Linked DNA regions of Homo sapiens: region 2 is linked to region 1. A link is a contact called in ENCODE Hi-C data. All regions are on one chromosome and are shown on one strand. The core of a region is the stretch at or near the end of the contact, and the rest is flanking DNA. Distances in the headings are between cores, read along the strand shown.

The links. A loop is a pair of places that touch in the nucleus more often than their neighbours do. Pooled maps may share reads with other maps.
Region 2: a pooled map shows a loop between it and region 1 (5-fold over the local background). The contact joins the enhancer-like site here to the promoter of PHF14 in region 1. A Hi-C loop is called at or near these places in 7 of 50 pooled maps.

What each region holds. Positions count from the first base shown.
Region 1 is chr7:10,972,406-10,975,660 of GRCh38, forward strand. PHF14 (PHD finger protein 14) reads left to right here and starts at 1,467. Exons shown (of 18, transcript NM_001007157.2): 1 at 1,467-1,919; 2 at 2,430-2,540. The coding sequence starts at 1,919. RefSeq lists silencers at 662-711, 1,222-1,281, 2,262-2,311 and an enhancer at 1,237-1,531.
Region 2 is chr7:12,256,092-12,259,346 of GRCh38, forward strand. No RefSeq gene overlaps it. Among named protein-coding and RNA genes, the nearest start is that of TMEM106B, 46 kb to the left of the region's middle. Within about 2 kb of position 1,725, at least 5 of the 41 ENCODE cell types and tissues checked have a DNase peak (open chromatin) inside an H3K27ac peak, as active enhancers do.

The DNA of each region.
Region 1 (3,255 bases), core at 217-2,716:
TATTGTCAAACAGTGGAATATTTGGATTTATAATTTCATAGATAAGACTATCAGTCCATGATATGGTTGGTGTTTAAAGTAGAATGGAAGTGAAATTCCCAGAGTGGAGTTTTTAAAATAACCAAGTTCCTAGGATTTTAACTGGAAGAATAAATATCTGAAAGGCAATGAGGAGTATTAAGCATGGGATGCCACTTCTGCACCTTGAGAAAATGAAGTATGGAAGGATGAGTGGTTTTCATTTGAGAGGGCTGCAGGGTAACTGTTTCTATTTCAGATGAGGAGGTAAAAAGAATGGGCATTGAAAAGGAAAAATGTTTACTAAGTAGGTTATACATTTTGGAATAGAAGTTTCTATAGCACAATAGAAAAGTTTGAGAGGTCACATGGCAATGATAGTTTGGGTGAGAGTGAGGCAGGAGAATAGGGTGTGGAGGCAGGGAACCTAAGGATGTGTCACTCCGACTTCCTAAGAACTAAATTGAAAGGAAACCCCTAACTTTCCATGCCTAAGTAACAAAAGGACCAGAGGCTACTCCCTTTGCAAACCCCCACTTTTTCTGCAGGGCAGATGGGAAATTGGCTGTGGGCAGCAAATCAGACTGATTGCAGGAGAGTCTTCCTTTGCATAGAAGTATCACTTTGTAACTTCACCATCTGCAAGAAATCAAACTGATTGCAGGGGAAATCTTCCTTTGCATAGAGGTATACCACTTTGTAACTTCACCCTAGCCTCTGATTGATTGCTTTTTGCACCAATGTTTGCACAGGAGCATGACCTTTGTAACTTCACTTCAGCCTCTGGTTGGCTGCTTTCTGCAACCAATCAGACTGATTGCGCGTTACTTCATTTACATGAGGTGAGCATTAGGTGGCCAATAGGAAGCTTCTAGAGGGTATTTGGACTCAAGATTCTGTATCCGGGCCCTTGAGCCGCTGCTCAGGTCGCTTCCGTACAGAGCGTGCTTTAATTTTCAATAAGTCCCTGCTTTTGTTGTTTTGTTGCTTCATTCTTTCTTTGCTTTGCTGGGCGTTTTGTCCAATTCTTTGTTAAAAACGCCAAGAACCTGGACAACTTGCAGTCACGATCCTCTACCGGTGACAATATCATTTAAATATTGGTAGTGGCTTAAGGTAGCAAACATCCCTTTGTGGAACGTTTACTCAGTAAATCCTTAAAAAACAGATCAGAAACAAAAACTGGCCTCCCAGGGATTTGGACTCAGGAGGTGAATTAGGCGCGGAGAGGGCGGAGCCTTTGGGGTTTATGGGCGGAATTGCACAGGGTTTGGCGGGGATCTCTGCTCCGCCTTGGCACTACTCGGCTCCGCTCGCCTCCGCGCGGCTCCCTGGGCTTTCACTCGGCTCTGTTCGGCTCCTGCTCGGGAAGGGTGCGCGGGGGCGAGTCCTGCGCATGCGCCCTCAATTCCTGCTGCTCTCAGGGCTGCGCTCAGCCTCGTGTTTTCACTTCCTTTTCAGAGCTGTATCCGGGTCGCTGCTTTCCCTATTGTCTGAGGCAGCCGCCCTCGCGCTGTGCAATTTCTGGTCTTTCGTTGCTTCTGGTCCAGGCTAATAAAGTTTTTCTTTCTTTAATTTTTTTTCTTCTAGTTTTAACGGGAGAAATTAACTCCCCGGGGCCGCCGGGTTGACTGCGCTGCCTGGGCCGGAGGTCTTCTCCGGCCAGGGAGCGCTGTGGGAAGGGGCTCGAGCGGCCAGGGCCAGGCGAGGCCGGGGGGGCGGGGGGTTAGGGGACCGCGGGGCTACTCTTGGGAGCGCCCCTGTCCGGCTGGCTGCGCGCCGGTTTTAAATAGCATCTTTCGGACTTGTCTTCGCGGCCCCAGTCCCCGACCTCGGCGCTGCCTGGGCTCCTGCAGCCTCTCCCTAAGTCTTCTCCAAACGACCACCTCACGGATTCCTTAGTAAGTGTATCCGAGGCCTCTGCGGCGAGAGGTCCATTTCAGCCATTCTAGAAGTCAGGGCCGGTGGGAGCAGGGCAGGGGTGGGAGAGTCCTGCGGGAAAGCAGGATTGGTGGACCCTCGCCCTCCATGGTCCGCGGGAATGAAGCCCGCTTGTTTTATTCCCTGATTTTTGCCGTTTTTATTGACTGTTACGATGTCTAAGTGGGGGATTACGAGGAAGGTGCAGAAACATCTCGAAAAGATGAGCAAGAGGGTCAGCTTCGATTTTAGCTGGTCTGAGTTGGCGTTGGCAGCATCAGGGCTGGAGCTGCCTTTGAAACTGCCCGTGGAGCTGTCCAGCCCTCCCCACCCTGCTTCTGCACCCCAACCTTCTCCTGACCCCTTTTGCTGAGAACTCAGTTAGACAAAAATTCCTTGTGCGAGGTCATCTTTATGTTCTCTTAGCACCACAACTCTCCCCTGTGTTTGGTGTGATTATGAATGACAATGTAATTTTTTTCTCTTCACAGTGGATCGCAGCTCCAAGAGGAGGCAGGTGAAGCCTTTGGCAGCTTCTCTGCTGGAAGCTCTTGATTATGATAGTTCAGATGACAGTGATTTTAAAGTTGGAGATGCCTCAGGTAAATATTTCCTTCTCTCTTCCCCTTTCCCAGCTTTCTGGAGTTAGGCTTATTTTTAGACTTTTTAAATCGGTTTTGATTAAAATGCCAATTTTAAGTGAAAGCACGTAAACTTCATTTATTTTGTCCATTTGATTTCCCATTTTGCCTTTAGATCCTGTCACTAGACCTATAATTGCTTCTGTTTTCCTCAGAGATAATTAGCAGTCAGGGGAAGGACTTTTTCCAAAGATGCAAAAGGATTTCTCTGTTTTACACCTTAAAATATATTTATGCTTATATTATAGAGGAAAAAACTGAAAGATATCCCGAAGTAGAAAAGTATCCTGAGAGGTGTGTGGACCATTAATAGTCCCTGAGCAGGGTTCTTCTTTTTTCAGATCACTTGACAATCTCTTAGGGGAGTTTTGCTTTTTTTGTGTATTAGCTCTTTTACTAGAATAAAATTGACCAGAGTAAGAGTTGCACTTCAAATTATAGTAGGTGCTGGACCTTGTGGATTGGGCCTTTCAGATGTCTCTGAAGTATAAGTCATGCATGCTTGCTCACTATATTTAGTAATTTTAAAAACTTTTTTTAAAGGTCGTATATTCACATTGTACTAAACTGGAAAACAGAAAAGTATGATTTTCCTTTGTATTTTCTGTTCAGTGTACCTTATGTATATATACAGTTTCAATTGAAGGAATCTGAGAAACAAAAATTATGTTTAATT
Region 2 (3,255 bases), core at 475-2,974, 1.3 Mb after region 1:
CAAACAATGTAATGTAGGTGAATTGTACTGACACTTTAAAGGTAAATATAGTGTTTGGATTTATGTGATCTCAAAGAACAAAGCAGCTATATGACTAACAAATCAGCTGCCCTTCGTGTGATGGCTTCTTTATGTGTTAGTCATCTATTTGGGACTCTCTTATGATTCTAATAGCACATTTTCTCATGAAGATAATGTCATGACTTCCTTGGATGGAAACTTCTAGTTGTCTCACAACATCTATTCTCCTTTTCTTTCTTAGAACCCTGTGTTTTAGGTGGGCCTATTGCCAATCAAAGATTACCTTTAGTAGCTCATCTTGTGGCTAGATATGGCATATGATTAAATCTAGGTCAATAATATGCAGGCGGAAGCATAATATGAGACTCATGAGTAGTGATGAAAGAAAAAGGGCCTGCTCTTATGTCAATCATCTTCTCTGTTGCCTCGAACCCAGACTTAATGATGGGATCTCTAACAGGTTTTTCAGACTATGAAGTAATTATAAACTTGGAAACAACACTGAAAGTGATGAAGCACATGATAGAATTCCCAGTCTTTGTGACACAGTGAAGCCTCTCTACTGGTTTTAGATTTCTTAGCTTCAGACATTTTTTAAGAAAGAGAAACTTCTATCACATTTAAGCAAATATTATGTTTGACATTTCTGTTATATGCAGCTGAATCTGACAGAATCCTAAATTTTCTTTCAAAGAAGATTAATAATTTTTAAAATACACATGTGCTCAATATATATCTGATACTGGCAGCATGTTAAAGAGGAGGAAGTGATCAGCTTATTCTAATGTAGTTGATGGTATCAAGTATAATGAATACTGAGAACCAACCACTGGATCTAGTAATGTGAAGATCATTGCTTGCTTTGAAAAGAACAGTTTTTAATAACTATTGACGAAAAAAGGAGACATGAAAGGAGCCAAAACACATTTGAAGTAGGTTTAACAGAGAATGGGAAGAAAGGATTTGCAGAAGAGGATCTACACAAGTCATTTAAATAATTTTGTTGCAAAAGTGATAAATAAAAGGAGAAAGCAACAGAGGAAATGGGATTAGAAGGTATTTTAAAAGAAAAAATAAAAGCATTGTTGCATGACCGTAGGTATGATCAAGGAAGAGAAGGAAATATTGCTAACGCAGAGCCTAGACCAACTGGGAGGGATGTGATATAGAGCCCAGAGGAGCAATCACTTCAAATGGGAACATGGATGGCTCATTTATAGGCCCAAGTGGGAAGGCAAAAGTTGTGAGTGGGAATGGTGGTAAGTGAGTACAAGTCGTGGTGGAAGACTATGCCACTTATGTATTGCTACAGTTTTTAAGAAATATAGGAAGCAAGGCCATTGGCTAAGAGTGATGATAGAGGAGATTTGGAGGTGTGAGAAGAGAGTCTTTTAAGGGGATGCTTCCCAAACTTAAATACACTATGCAGAAGAATCTCCTAGTATCTTGATAAAACTCAGGTTCGTATTCAGTAGGTCTAGGATGGGGTCTGAGATCTGTATTTCTCAGAATATCTAGGTAATATCAATAGTGTTGGCCCATGGGCTACACATGGAGTAGCAAAGTTCTATGAGAAATGAGAAAGTTGAGTGAATCAGGAAAGTACTGAGTGCGTAACAGCATTAAACATCTACTGGAGTTCATTGCTGTTAACTGAAAGTGAAACTAATCAGAATATTTGTGTGTTTTGTTCCAACTACTCTGGGCTTAAATGAGGCCAAATGTGGCTGGAAGTGAAAGTGAAAATGATGAAGGAAGAGAGATATGAGTCAAGGGTGTGTGCACTGGAGAGGTTATAATTGGTAAATTTAAGCTGGGTTAGGAGGGAGAAGTGTTACAGAGTGAATATATCCTGCCGCAACTCATTTGTTGAAGCTCTAACCCCCAGTGCAATGGAATTTAGAGGTAAGGCCTAAGGGAGATAATTAGAGCTAGATGGGGTCATGTAAGTGGGTCCCTCATGATGAGATTAGTGGCCTTATAAATAGAGTATGAGAGAGACCTCTCCTCTCTTTACCCAAAAAAAAAAAAAAAACAAAAAAAAAAAAAAAAAATATCAGTGCACCCAGAAAAGATCTTTGCACTGAGGAAAGATCACATGAGGACACAGCAAGAAGGCAGCTGCCTGCAATCCAAGAGACAGCTGTCACCAAAACCTGAATTGGCTGGCACTCTTGATCTTGGACTTCCCAGCCACTGGGACCATGAGAAAATACATTTCTGTTATTTAAGCCACCACACTTCGTTATGGCAGCTTGAGCAGACTAGTAACGAAGGAGACGGAACAACAAGAAGGTAAGGGTCAGTAAAAACAGATTCGTGAAAAAGGTGATGTTGAAATTTTTGTGATGAGGAGACTAGATAATGAGATTATAGTTGGGGAGGATACCAGGTACTGACAATGTCAAGGTCTAGGATGTGACCATGAGACTGAGTGGTTGAATTAGGGTGGAAGACAAGCTTTGGGGAAGAGGGGAGTTCAAGAAACAGAGGCGCCCACATTTAAAAGGACTATTCATGTTCTCATCAAAACCTGAAATAAAGAAGAGAATGACAGTGAGTCAGGGGCTAACAGTTATAGTGACTGATGTAACTGATGATACTTTCAAAGATGCAAGTTTCAAAGAGAAGAGGTAATAATGTGCTAGAAATGACAACAGTAGATACCTTTTGCTGAATGCCTTCTAATACAAGTTAAGCACTCTGTAGACATTGTGTCTGTTCATTCACAAATAACATCACCATTCACACCATTCATCACCATTCATAAATAAAGAATCTGAAGTTCAGAGAGGTTAATTAACTTTCCTAAGGTCACACAACTAGTAAGTGGATGTACTATGGTTTCAGAACCAATCAGTTTGAATCTAAAGGCCCCATGATGGATAAGCTGCTTATTTTAAAGTTTTTTTTCCTTAATAGTTTTTACATATCCAGAAGCAAAAGCAAGAAAACATTTTTCAACAGTTTCATCTCCTCAAAAATAAACAGAAACTAGAGCTAGAGCTAAAAGCCTATTTCTTTCTTCTTGTTATTCAAACCACACTCACTTCATACTACCTCATACACTTCAGTCTGTGATATGATACATAGTAGGTCTTCCAGACTTTAAAGTTTAATGTTCCACCTTTGTGATTTTTGTCATTTCTACTTACTTCCTAAACCCAAATTCTACCTGATTTAGCTTTCTCCTAGGGAATGATATCTATCATACCACAGTTTAGTGGGGAAATA